Linked DNA regions of Homo sapiens: region 2 is linked to region 1. A link is a contact called in ENCODE Hi-C or POLR2A ChIA-PET data. All regions are on one chromosome and are shown on one strand. The core of a region is the stretch at or near the end of the contact, and the rest is flanking DNA. Distances in the headings are between cores, read along the strand shown. Region 1 holds the start of CDH15 (cadherin 15). Region 2 holds the start of SPATA2L (spermatogenesis associated 2 like).

Region 1 (6,275 bases), core at 1,037-3,536:
TCTTGGCCGGCCCACCCCCACCTCATGCCCATGAGGTGCGTCCCCCGAGGTGGAGAGTTGAGGTGGGCAAGGCAGAGGGCAGGAGTGATGGGGGTGAGTCCCAAAGGCTCAGGACTGCAGACTCTGGAAAAAGGAGGAGAAGGCCCAGAGTGGGGTCCTAGCTGGAGGCTTGGGGTGCTGAGGGAGGGTCCGGCGTCTCCAGGTCCACCAGGAAAGGGAAGGGCTCTTCTAGGGCTGATGGTCCTGCAGCCGAAAATGTACCCCTGCCCCCACTGCACAGGACCTCCAGACTCAGGGTACCCAGCCCTTCCCTGCCACCTACCTCTGACACAAGGAGAAACTGAGGCACGGGGGAGAACCTCCAGCCCAAGGCTCCGAGCTGGGACTGGACCCAGGCTCCTGCCTCCTGACCTTCCTGCTGCCCTGGGAGCATGTGGAGCGGGGTCCCTCGCGGGGGCACCTGCCCCTGGGGGATAGCCCGCCAGCCAGGGAGCACACCCTCCCGCAGTGGTTAAGCCGGCTGCTTCCCTGGCCCCGCCCTGCATTTGGGGCTCACCCAGGACCTGGCCCAGCTTAGCCTTTCCCTTAGAGACCCCCACATCCCATGGAGGAGGGATTTGGCCTCCGTTTCTCCCCGAGGTGGGTGGGAGGCAGGTGGCTGAAGCGAGGTGGGTGCAGGGTGGAAGCGGAGAGGAGCTGGGGTTGGCAGACCGCAGCCTCCCCAGACCTCTTTCTGGGGGGAGGGCGAGCACTTCTACCTCACCCCTGCACTAGTCCCGTGAGGATGAAAACCAAAAGCACTCAGAGGGCTTCTCCACCCCTATTTTGAGGTCACTGACCACAGAGGCAGGATGGTGGTCCCCAACAGGCTACACCCCAGCCCCAGAGGCCTCCCAGTCTGGAGATGGACTCCCTGCCCTCTCTCATCTTGGAGCAGTGAGCGCTAGGGACAGTCCTGGCCTGAGCCTCCCGGGCAGCCTGGCCTCCTTTCAAGCAGGCCAAGTGCACAGATGCTGCCTGCACCTGCACAGCCACCCGCCGTCGACAGGAGAGCAGAGGTACCGGGTCTGCTCCCATCACAGAGAGGAACGGGCTCCCCGGCCCGGCCCTGGGCTGGTCGGCAACCCCCACTCCCCACCCTGCCTGCTCAAAAGAAAGGATCCTCCTGCCTCCAGCCCCCTCCACCCCCTCTCCAGGACCTTCCTGACCGTGCGCTGGGCCTGTGCAGGTGTTGAGCCACACCCACACCATCCCAGGGGGCGGGGTCTCGAAGGGGAGAACAGGTGCCACAGTCAACAGGAGGGAGGGCTTCTGGCCGAGGTGGCAAGGAGGCTCCAGGAGGCGGCAGCGTTGACCTTGGGTGTTGAGGGATGATGAGAAGGAGTTCTGTAGGAAGGAAGGTGCTCCAGGCAGGGGGCCTCGGGGAACAAGGGGATGCTGGAGGAGGTGCGTGGACTGGGGGAATTGGGGGTGTCCTACGAGCCACGCTGGTATCAGAGGCGTGTGAACCAGAGCAGTTCCATACTGAATAAGAGCTGGGCAAAATGAGGTCGCGAGGAGGTGCGTGGAAGGCGGGCCTAGCGTTCAGTGGGATGCGGGGAGGCGCAGGAGACGCAGCCAGAGAGGCGAGGGGCCCAAGGAAGTGCTCAAGAGGTGTCCCCCGGCAGGGACTACAATGCAGATTCCCTGGAGCAGGGGCGAGCCGGGCCCAAGGAGCAGGAAATGAAGAAGCCAGGAATCCCAGCTGGTCCCTGACCCGGACGCACCCACCCTGCCTTCCCCACAGCCTGGCCTCTGGCTCTGCTCCCAACGCAGCAAGCCGGGGTATCTCCGACCTAGCCCTGGCCCTGCCCGCCGGAACCCCGCAAAAGCTATCACTCAGCCCTCGGCCCCGCCCCGGCCCCACCCCGGCCCCACCCCGCACTCTCACAAGGTGTCACTCAGCCCTCGGCCCCGCCCCGCCCGCCCCATCCTCCTCTGGCTCCGCCCCACCAGCCTCGTGCGGTCACCGCCCCGCCGGCGCACCTGCGCTGTCACTCAGCCCTCGGCCCCGGCCCCGCCCCGCCTGCCCCACTCGCACACGGGCTATCACTCAGCCTGCGCCCCGCCCTAGCTCGCCAGAGGCTCCGCCCCACCCGCCTGCCAACACGCTGTCACTCAGCCTTAGCCCTGCCCAGGCCGGCCCTCGGCCCGTCAGAGGCCTCCTTCGTGCTGTCACTCAGCCCTTGCCCCGCCCCCTCCCCGCCCCCCTCACACGTGCTGTCTCTGTCTCTGGCCCTGGCCCGCCCCGCGCACTTGCGCTGTCACTCAGCCTGGACGCGCTTCTTCGGGTCGCGGGTGCACTCCGGCCCGGCTCCCGCCTCGGCCCCGATGGACGCCGCGTTCCTCCTCGTCCTCGGGCTGTTGGCCCAGGTAAGGCATCGGCACCTGCGGGGGTCCCCGCTGCCTCCCTCGACGCTGCGGGACAGTGTCTTCAACTGCAGCCGCACAGGTCTCCCCCAGAACCACTGGCCCTGGTCGCCTTTGGGGGCCTGTGAGCGGAGTGGCTCCGGGTGGGTCCCTGGGCTGGGGGCAGCACCCCAGGGGTTGTGGGGAGTGAGTGTAACCAAACACTCCATCTGGTGGAATCACCCCCAGGACTGCAGAGTGCTGCTGGGGTCAGGGACCCCAGGCAGGGGCCACCCAGGTAGCCGTGCCCTCTCTTTGGAGGAACCGCTGCCGGGGTCTGGGGGTTGCCAGTCTTGAGTGGAGCAGAGAGAGGGGGGAGCGGCAGGAGTGCCCCTCTCTGGGGGGCTGGGGGCCAGGTTTCTATAGGGACTCCCTGCGGTGGGCACAGGACCCCTGGCTAGTCTTGGGTTTTGTCCAAACCCCCCACCCCAAGTTCCTGGCCAGCAGGGGTGGCTGCAGGCCCTGCCCCCAGGAACTCACCCTCACGGCTACTTCTCGATTGGGAGGGCCCAGCCCGAGCCAGGTCGCAACACACGGCCTTGCAGAGTGGCGTGTGGCAGCCCTGGGGGCTCTGTTCCTGGGCTTCACCTGGGACCCTGCCGCAGCTGCCTGGGGTGATCAGGCCTGGGGGCCCAGCCCCCAGAGGCTGCTGGACTCTGCCCCTAAAAATCTTGTCTGGACTGCTGGCACCGTGGTCTCTCCAACGTGGGAGCAAGCCAGAGTGGAAGGAAGCCCAGGCCTCAGCCCCCCACACCCGACATGGGTACTGCCTAGCTGGAGCCACGTCTCCTCACACCCTAGGGGGACCTAGACATGGAGGATGTGGCCTCAGTGGCTTCAGCCCCCAGGGACTGGGCTGGGCTGGGGCATGGCCGGCTGTGGTTGGGACGTCACTGGGTACAAGAGGGCAGCCTCTCTCTGGCCAATTCGAGAGAGAATGCACATAAAGGGCTTAGCGGTGCTCACAGTATTCATTGCTCTTGTGGTCCTGGGGTGGTCAGGGAGTGCTGGACACAGTGAGTAAGGGAAGCCACTCCTTTCCCAGCCCCCACTGAAGGGGCTTCCTGAGTCCCCTCATTCCCACAGGCCTCCCAGCTCCAGCTGGCTCCAATTTCAGCCCCTGGCAGCTGACCAGGCGCCTGGCCAGCCAGACCCTCCAGCAGCTGCCCCTGAGGGCACCACGGCTCCTGCCACCCCCGACTCCCCCATCTGGAGACAGTGGTGGGGGGAGACAGTGGCTCAGCATGCGTGCTCACCCCCCGGCCCTCCACCCCTCAGCCCTCTGCCGGGGAGCGCAGGCTGGGGGGCTCCATGCCTCCAGGGCCCTTCCCCACCTGCTCTGGGGACAGGGTTTCTTCCCTGGCACCCCAACCCAGGGCATGGTGGTGGGGAGGCTGGCGCCTGTGAAAACATTCCTCCAGACCTCTTCCTTTGGATTTGGGAGTGTCTGCCTTTCAAAAGGCCCCAGGGGGCTCTGTGGCAGGTGGGGAGGCAGGCAGGACCTCTCCCTCCTCAGAAGCCTTCCCTCTCACTGTCCCTTCTTTTCTCGCCCAGGGCTGGGGGACAATAACCCCCTCCCCCGACAGCTGGAGGCTGGGGGAGGTGGTGGAGGTGGGGGCCAGATGGCAAGGGGACTATCGCCAAGGCTCAAATTCACTCCACTGTGAGGCAAAATATGTCAGTGTCAGGACCCTGCCTGCCCCTCCCCCAGCAGCTCAGCTTTCAGGACTGTGAGCTCTCCTGGGCAGCCTTGGGGTCCTGGGCCGCCTCCTGGTGAGCCCCCAGGCAGGCAGCGTGGGCCCATCAGGGCCTTCTACAAGTGAGGGGTTGCTCCCCTGCTCGGGCCACCTCTGATTGCTGAGCTCACTCAGCCCCACCCGGAGGGTGTCTTCAGAACTGGCCCCTCTCAGCCCTGCTGCACCTACACCATCCCTAGTTGCTGGTTCTACACCTGGGACCCCACCCCAGCTGGGAGGCGGCTGAGGTCTGGGGCAGCACACTTGACTCACAGAGAACCCCAGCCTGCTGGGAAGGTCCCCACTTCTGCATCTGGGTTTTGGGAGCCCCTTGGTCTCTGGGAGACAGTCAGCAGCACCCTGGGGGCCAGGCAGGGGCTCTTAGCTCGGGTGACTGTGACCAAGGCCAAGAAGGGAAGTGGCTCCCAGGCCACTGTTCTTCCCACAGTGGAAGGACAGCCCCAGACACCGTGCTTTGGAGGGGACAGCTGCCTCCATGCCTCTTCTTCCACATCCCTTCTCTGAAGCCCGCAGCAGCTAGAGAGGGTGGGGCCCAGGGAAGATGCTCCAGCCGCTCTGGGCCAGGCCAACAGCTGGGGCCATTCCTGGCATGCCTGGCCATCCAGGAACGGGGTGGCCCCAGATTCCAGCCTGGGGGAGGGGTTGAAGCCTGAGAAGCTTGAGGGGCCTTCGCACTCTCTTCCCAGGCAAACCCACCCACACGCCACCAAGCGTGTTCCTAGAATCTCGTAGCACCCTTCCTTGGAAAACCGGGGGAGCAGGAGTGCAAGGTCGGCCCCAGAACCGCTCCTCGTTCCCGTCTCGCAGTGGTGTTCGTAAACCCCATTCCCACCTCGCAGTGGTGTTTGTAGACTGCAGCAAGCGCCCAGTGTGTGCAGAGCTTTCTTACACAGCAGCCCCTTGGGGTTGAGTGTCAGGCTAGGAGCAGACCTCAAGAGAGGCGTTAAGTCCCAGGAGCTTGGCTGCAGGGCGGTGGCCCCAGACGTCTCAAGGGCTTCGAGGTGGTTCCCTCCAGGCTCTTGGCTAAGGGTCCAGTCGAGGATGAGCTTGGGGGTGTCATTGGGGACCCCCTGTGGGGAAGCAGGTCACTAATGTCCATGGGTCTTGCCTGGCTTGGGTGGGGGACAGAGAGGAGTGGACGAGTGTCCACAAAATCCACCTCCCAGGGTGCTTGCGTCCCCTACCCCAGGTGCAGGGCTGTGGGCTGGCTGCGTTGATGTGGCTTTGTCCTGGGCACCGGATGTCCCGATCTCCCCAGGACGGCTCCCAGGCCCTCCCTCCACTGGCCACGTCTTCTGGGACGGGGATGGGGTGGGAGGACAAAGAGCCAGCTTTGAGAACGCCCCCGAGAGCCGGAAGTGGGCCGTGGCCAGCCTGCTCACCCACACCCACATTGGCCGTGATCTGGGCAAGTGAGCCCTGCCAAGGCTCTGTGGCTGCTGTGACCTGGTGAACTCAGGCTGTGGACAGGCCTGGGCCCAGGACTCCCAGCCTCTGGCTTGACCACACCCGGCCCAGCGTGACTGGAGGGTCTCCGGTGGAGGCAGCTGGAGGTTGGGTGAACAGGGCTGGCCCAGGTTTGGTGGCAGCTGGGCAGGGAGGGGATGGAAACGTCTGCCCGGGTGGGGGTGGCCCCTCCACCTCAGCCGTGTGGGGTTCCTAGAGCCTGGGGTCTCCCTGCCCCATGCCCATGCCTAGCCCAAGGCCGGTGTGGCTCTGTGGCTGGATTTCCTTCAGAGCATGCGGTTCAGAGCCTAATCTGGGTCTCAGACCCCACGTGACTCCTGGCTCTGTCTGTGTGGCTTTGAGCAAATGCCTCAGGCTCTCTGAACCTCACTGCCCAGAGCTGGGAGGTGAAGGGACCACCACAGGCTCCCGGGGGGTTGGGAGGACCAAAGGGGAGGGGGAGAGGGAGGTGCAAAGCTGCCCAGCCACGGCCGGAAACAGACCCTGTGCCCACCGAGGCTGATGAAGGCCCCATGCTGGGCAGGCAGGTTTCCACTTGGCAGGAGCTGCCCTGCCCTGGAAGTGGCTTGTGCTCTGTGGGTGCTGGCAGGCTCCGAGGCCAGG
Region 2 (6,275 bases), core at 1,096-3,595, 530 kb after region 1:
AGCCTCTTAAACGTGTTGTTCTGAACTTTGTTTTTTTCCACTACAGTCTTGCAGACAAGGACAGAAGCTGTAACGTTCATTCCCCCTGCTGTGTAGTATTCCACCATGGGGGTGACACGTCTGTTTTCAGCGCTCTCCAGAGGCTGTCCATGCACTGGGCTGACAGCCGTGGGACGGTAGAAGGGTGAGTGCTCTTTTTTTTTTTTTTTTGAGACGGAGTCTCACTCTGTCACCAGGATGGAGTGCAGTGGCTCGATCTCTGCTCACTACAACCTCCACCTCCCAGGTTCAAGTGATTCTCCTCCCTCAGCCTCCTGAGTAGCTGGGATTACAGGCGCGTGCCACCACACCCAGCTCATTTTTGTATTTTTTAATAGAGACGGGGTTTCACCATGTTGGTTAGGCTGGTGTCAATCTCCTGACCTCGTGATCTGCCCACCTCGGCCTCCCAAAGAGCTGGGATTACAGGCGTGAGCCACCGCGCCCGGCCTGGCTGAGTGCTTTCTAGCCTACACTTAGGTGAAGAACTAAAGGAGCTCAGGACAATCACTGCGAGCGTCTCCTGACTCTCAAATTCCCTAACTCCGGGACTCCTAGCATCTAATGCCTGGACACGGCCCACGTGTGGAGCGCCCAGTGCCTGCAGCACTGAGCTCGGGGCTTTGATTCATTCCTCTGGCCCCATGAACTGGACTGTTCCCGTGTCGCTGTCTCAGGAGGAAAGGGGCTGACAGAGATTAGCTAATTTGGCCAAGTCCTCGCGGCCAGGAAGCAGCAGAACTAAGTCCAAACCAGGGCTGTCCGGCACTGAAGCCGGTTATTCCCCCGCCCCGCCCCCTGGGAGGCCTCAAGGGCGGGCCTGTCCGTCCTCTCTCATGAATGAAAGTCCTGGCGCCTCCGACCAGCAGGTGTCCCCGGGGAGCCGCGGAGAGACTGCCGCTGCCATGGCAACCGGCGGAGGCGTAGCTCGCCCACGTGCCCAGTGACGTCATCGGCTTCCTACTCTTCCGAATTAGCTCAGAGCTCCCGGCGGCCCTGCCCCCTCCTGCCGCCAGGAGCTCACCTGGAGAGGCCAGGCCAGCCCTGGGCACAGCCTCCCGCCCCAGGCCGTGGAGTTCACTAGGTCTGAGCCCAGCCCTGAGACTTCACAGGGATGCACCCATCTGCAGTCCTCCCAGCCTCGGCGGCCTCCTCTGCAAATGGGATTGGCCCATAACCTGGAGGAATTAGGATGACCATGGGAACTCAAGTCCCTTCTGTGCCCCCGTCCTAAGATTTCCATGGCAACTGGGGCCGCGAGGCCTCTTAGGGAAGACACTGACGCAAGCTCTCAGGGCAGGACCCCGTAGGCAGCACCCAAGCCTGCCCTCGCCCACCCCATGTTCTCAGCCCTAGGAGTGGGTGCCCCCACACGCCCACGACCCCTCAGCGCTCGGAGCCTTGAGGAGCCCACCAGGCACTGAGGACACTTGAAGCCCCTCTCTCTCGAAAGGCGTGGTCCCCCATGGTCGGCGGCCCCGCGACCCGCAGGCCAGGACGAGGGGCGCGCTCCTCCTGGCCTGGCGCCTACCTTGATGGTGGTGAACTCCTTCCTCCAGGGCAGCAGGTACAGGTGCACCGCGGCGAGCTCCAGAAGCTCGAAGGCGCGAGCCAGGCCGCGTAGCGCGGGCGCCAGGTCGGCGCGGCCCCACAGCCCGTCGGTGAGCAGAGCCAGCGCGTCGTCCTGCAGCGCCCCGTGCAGGTCGAAGTCCTCCACCAGGATCTGCCAGAGCACCGCGCGCAGCGAGGGGTCCCCGCACACGCCCGCGCGGCCCCGTCGCAGCTCGCGCTCCAGGCACTGGCGGTAGTCCTCGGACAGCGAGCTGCTGCCCATCCTGCGGCGGACGGGGGTCGGGGGGGTCAGGGACCTAAGGCCGCGCCCAGCCCGCCGCGCTCTCCCCGAACCCTCACCCAGCGTCCCCAGGACCCCTCGAGCCTGGAGACCCCGCCCCCAGCGGCTGGGCGCCCCCGGTATCTTCGGCACCCCCTACGCTGGAGACCTCGGCCCCATCAGCTGCCCGCCCACCCAGCGATCCAGGCCCCTCCAGTTGAGCGCCCCCGCACCTCCAGCCCCTCCCTCCAGCCTGGGTACCTCGGCCTTCCAGGGGCGCCCCCGGTTATCGACCGCACCCTTCTCTAGAGACGCGCTTCCGCCCGCTGAGCCCTCTCCCGACCAGAGCCCCTTCGCCCGGCAGATGGAGCTGCGGATCCCGCGGGTGACGGCGCTACCTGTCTGTCCCCAGCGGTCTCCGGCCGCCGCGGATCAGTTCGGGCCTCCCCGCGCGCCGCGCGCTTCCGCCGGGAGTCGGCTCCGCCCGGGGTCCGCGGCCGTGACGCTGGGGGCGGGGCGGGGCTTGGCGCAGGCCCCGCCTCCGAATAATTTAGGAGGGGCGGGGCCTGGTGAAAGGGGAGGAGGAGGTGTCAGCCCGGCCGAGCCCCTGCGCGAGGCACCCCGAGAGCCTCCTGTCACCGCGTCGCCCGTCTCCTCGCGGGACCGGTATCGTTCACGACGCCGCTGGGCCGAGGGCTGCGGGCTCATGGCAGGCGCTCAGGGAACGTTGTGCCTGGGCCGCTCCTCCCCACGAGACAGGGACCCAGCCCCAGGCGACCCGGCCGCGGGGAAGCAGGTGCGCGGGCTCGTCCCCTGGGGGGTGGGGCCACCGGCATTACCTGGCGGGGATTGGCTGGATCCTGGGAAGAGCCTTTCCTGCGGGGCGGGGCCACCTGCATTACCTGGCGGGGATTGGCCGGATCCGGGGGCGGGCCTCCCCTGTGGGGCGGGGCCATCCCCTTGAGGGAGGGGCCCGCGGCACGGAAGGTGGGCGGAAGGACAAGCCTTTCAGCCTCGTCTGAAACAGCAGCCTCAGGTGGATGCGGGGACCTCAGATTCTGTTTATGCTGGCTCCGCTTCCCGGCCTCCTGCACTTGCCATCTGCAGCCCTTGAGAGCATCGTCTGGGCGGGTCTCTGAGGCAGGGCGAAGCCGCCCCCCTCTCTAGGCTAAAAGCTGACCTGGGCTGCGGATCCACCCAGGCTAAATCTGGGCCACGACTTCCCGGGGACGTTTTCTTCGCTCGGGTTCCTCTGTTCTGTGCTACAGCCACTTTCTCGCATTGCCCAGAAGTAGAGGAGGATGAGGGAGACCCTTGGAGGTCCCAGCCGAAACCCACCCCTACCCCACACCCCCGCTTTGGGCAGGCTTTGCTACTTCACGTCTGTGTCCCTCATCTCTCCAGGCCACCAAAACCAAGGCCCAAGTTTGTTGAAACTTTCCCTGGGCCTGGGCGGCGAGGTCCCCCCTTTTTCTTAGATTTTTTACCTGGAAGTTCCCTGCTGGCATCTTAGAAATAGTGATCATGACCGGGTGCGGTGGCTCACGCCTGTAATCCCAGCACTTTGAGAGGCCGAGGCGGGCGGATCACCTGAAGTCAGGAGTTCAAGACCAGCCTGGCCAACATGGTGAAACCCCGTCTCTATTAAAAATACGAAAGTTAGCCGGGCGTGGTGGCACATGTCTGTAAGCCCAGCTACTTGGGAGGCTGAGGCAGGAGAATTACTTGAACCTGGGAGGCAGAGGTTGCGGTTGCAGTGAGCTAAGATCGTGCCACTGCACTCCAGCCTGGGTGACAGAGCGAGAATGTCTGGAAAAAAAAATCGTGATGCAGTCGGTGGATCTCCCTGAGTTATCTAGGTGGCCACCTCTGGACAGGGAGCTCTTTTACTTACTGTTTACTGAACTCACTCTTGGTGCCCAGTGCCACCATGGGTCCACACCAGTCCTCAGGACAGCTAACTTCGTAAGTCTCATCTTTATTCTTCTTCTGATGCGGAGGAGGGTGGAGGTAACTGTTCTGCCTTTGTCCTCACTGAATTTGGCAACACCAGTCCATCCATCCAGCAGTGGGCCTAGCTCTCCTCCCATAGGCCTGGGTGGGTTTTTGCACCTGCCTCAACCCATGGAATAGAACTGATGTGGAATGAATTCCAAGGCTAAATCATAAACATGCCATACCCTGGCCTTGTCTTGAGATCCTTGGCCTCTGACATGGTTTGGTTCTGTATCCACACCCAAAATCTCATCTTGAATTGTAATCCCACAGGTCTGGAGCAGGACCAGGTGGAGATAATTAAATCTTGGGGGCAGCTTCCTCCATGCTGTTCTCGTGATAGTGAATTCCACGAGATCCGATGGTTTTATAAGGGGTTCTCCCCTTTGTTCAGTGCTCATTCTCGCTCCTGTCGCCCTGTGAGGAGACGCCTTCTGCCATGATTGTGAGTTTGCTGAGGCCTTCCCCAGCCATGCGGAACTGTGAGTCAATTAAACGTCTTTTCTTTATAAATTATCCAGCCTCAGGCAGCTATTTACAGCAGCATGGGGACGGACTAACACACCCTCAGAACCCAGCCACTAGAGTGAGAAGGCCACGGCCGTGTGCAGAGCTTTTGGCCTGCAACTTCGACCTGCGACTCACATTCACCTGCAGCCTATTCTTGGGACTTTTTTGGAAATAGTTTTTCCAGACAAAAATCAAGATGAGTTTGTTCTGGGCCGAGCGCAGTGGCTCACGCCTGTAATCCCAGCACTCTGGAAGACCGAGGCAGGTGGATCACGAACTCAGGAGATCGAGACCATCCTGGCTAACACACTGAAACCCCATCTCTACTAAAAAATACAAAAAATTAGCTGGGCGTGGTGGCGGGCATCTGTAGTCCCAGCTACTCGGGAGACTGAGGCAGGAGAATGGCGTCAACCCAGGAGGCGGAGCTTGCAGTGAGCCGGGATCGCGCCACTGCACTCCAGCCTGGGCCACAGAGCAAGACTCTATCTCAAAAAAAAAAAAAAAAAAAGGATGAGGTTGTTCTGGGTTGGCATGGGCCCTCAATCCAGTATGACTGCTGTCCTTATGAGGAGAGAGAAACTTAGATATGAACGCACAGGAGAGAAGACCGCTTAAAGACGGAGGCAGAGTGGAACGAGGGTGCCGTGAGCGAAGGTAACACAGCTGTGTTAGAGCCACCAGAAACTGGAGGCAAACAGAATTCTACCCTAAAGCCTCCAGAGGGAGTCAGCCCTGCTGACAGCTTGATTTTGACTTCAGGCCTGCAAGATGGTGAGAGAGAACATTTCTGTTGCTGTAAGCCACCCATTTTGTGGTCGTTTTGGCAGCCCCTGGCAACACATCCAGTCCTCACGTCGTCGTTCCGACAGCCCTGAATGAGGTCCCAGCCGACAGCTGGCACCAACCATAGACAGCAGACAGCTCTTCGGATGAATCCAACCCCTGGTCATTGGGTTACCACCTAGAAACAGCCTCCCATGATGCTGAGGAGCCATCTGGCTGATTTTTGTACTTTTTGTATTTTCAGCAGAGACAGGGCTTCACTATGTTGGCCAGGCTGGTCTCAAACTCCTGACCTCAGGTGATCCACCTACCTCGGCCTCCCACAGTGCTGGGATTGCAGGCGTGAGCCACGGTGCCCAGCCTAATTTTTAACTTTTTAGTAGAGAGGGGGGCCTTACTATGTTGCCCAGGCTGGTCTCAAACTCCTGGGCTCAAGTGATCCCCCCGCCTCAGCCTTCCGAAGTGCTGGGATTCCAGGTGTGAACCACCATGCCTGGCGTCTTGAGTATTTAAGCCCCTGAGTTGGGGTAGTTTGTTAGGCAGCGGTGGCTACGTGGGCTGTACACATTCACGGCTCCCTCCCTTCCTGCCCGGGGATGGACACTCCATGAGCTGCCGTGTGGATTCTCCGTCCTTCCCTGCCCTCCCGGGACAGACACTCCATTGCCTCCACTGCATATACATCCTCTAAAACCGGCAGCAGCCTTGCCAGGTCGGAGGTTCCGTCCACACTTACCTGGACTCCAGGACTGCACCTGGTCCCCTGGGGCCACTGCCGTGTCCACCCCACAGTGTGCGTGAGCTCCCTCCCCCTCCTGTACTCAGCATCGTCCAGCTTCCTCATCTTCTCCGGTCCAATGGATATAAGGTTACATCTTGTTTACTTTTCATTTGATTTTTGTTATGATTTGGACACTGCTTATGCAGAATAGTTTTATTTTTATTTTTTTTTAGATGGAGTCTCGCTCTGTGCTCAGGCTGGAGTACAATGGCGTGATCTCGGCTCACTGCAGCCTCTGCCTCTCAGGTTCAAACAATTCTCCGGCCTCAGCCTCCTGAGTAACTGGGACTACCGCCACCACGCTCAGCTAATTTATGTATTTTTAGTAGAGAC

Evidence for each region. A loop is a pair of places that touch in the nucleus more often than their neighbours do. ChIA-PET counts read pairs that join two places held with the same protein, here RNA polymerase II (POLR2A). Pooled maps may share reads with other maps.
Region 2: a loop to region 1 is called in a pooled map, with 14 times the contacts of the local background. The contact joins the promoter of SPATA2L here to the promoter of CDH15 in region 1. A Hi-C loop is called at or near these places in 1 of 37 single-sample maps with no recorded cell type and 6 of 50 pooled maps. POLR2A ChIA-PET finds 5 or more read pairs at or near these places in 1 of 52 experiments (WTC11).

The regions. Positions count from the first base shown.
Region 1 is chr16:89,169,462-89,175,736 of GRCh38, forward strand. CDH15 (cadherin 15) reads left to right here and starts at 2,287. Exons shown (of 14, transcript NM_004933.3): 1 at 2,287-2,412. The coding sequence starts at 2,371. RefSeq lists a silencer at 1,723-2,362 and an enhancer at 5,504-6,003.
Region 2 is chr16:89,699,360-89,705,634 of GRCh38, forward strand. It overlaps SPATA2L (spermatogenesis associated 2 like), which reads right to left and starts at 2,346. Exons shown (of 3, transcript NM_152339.4): 1 at 2,269-2,346; 2 at 1,571-1,874. The coding sequence starts at 1,873. RefSeq lists an enhancer at 84-949 and silencers at 1,952-2,051, 2,222-2,941.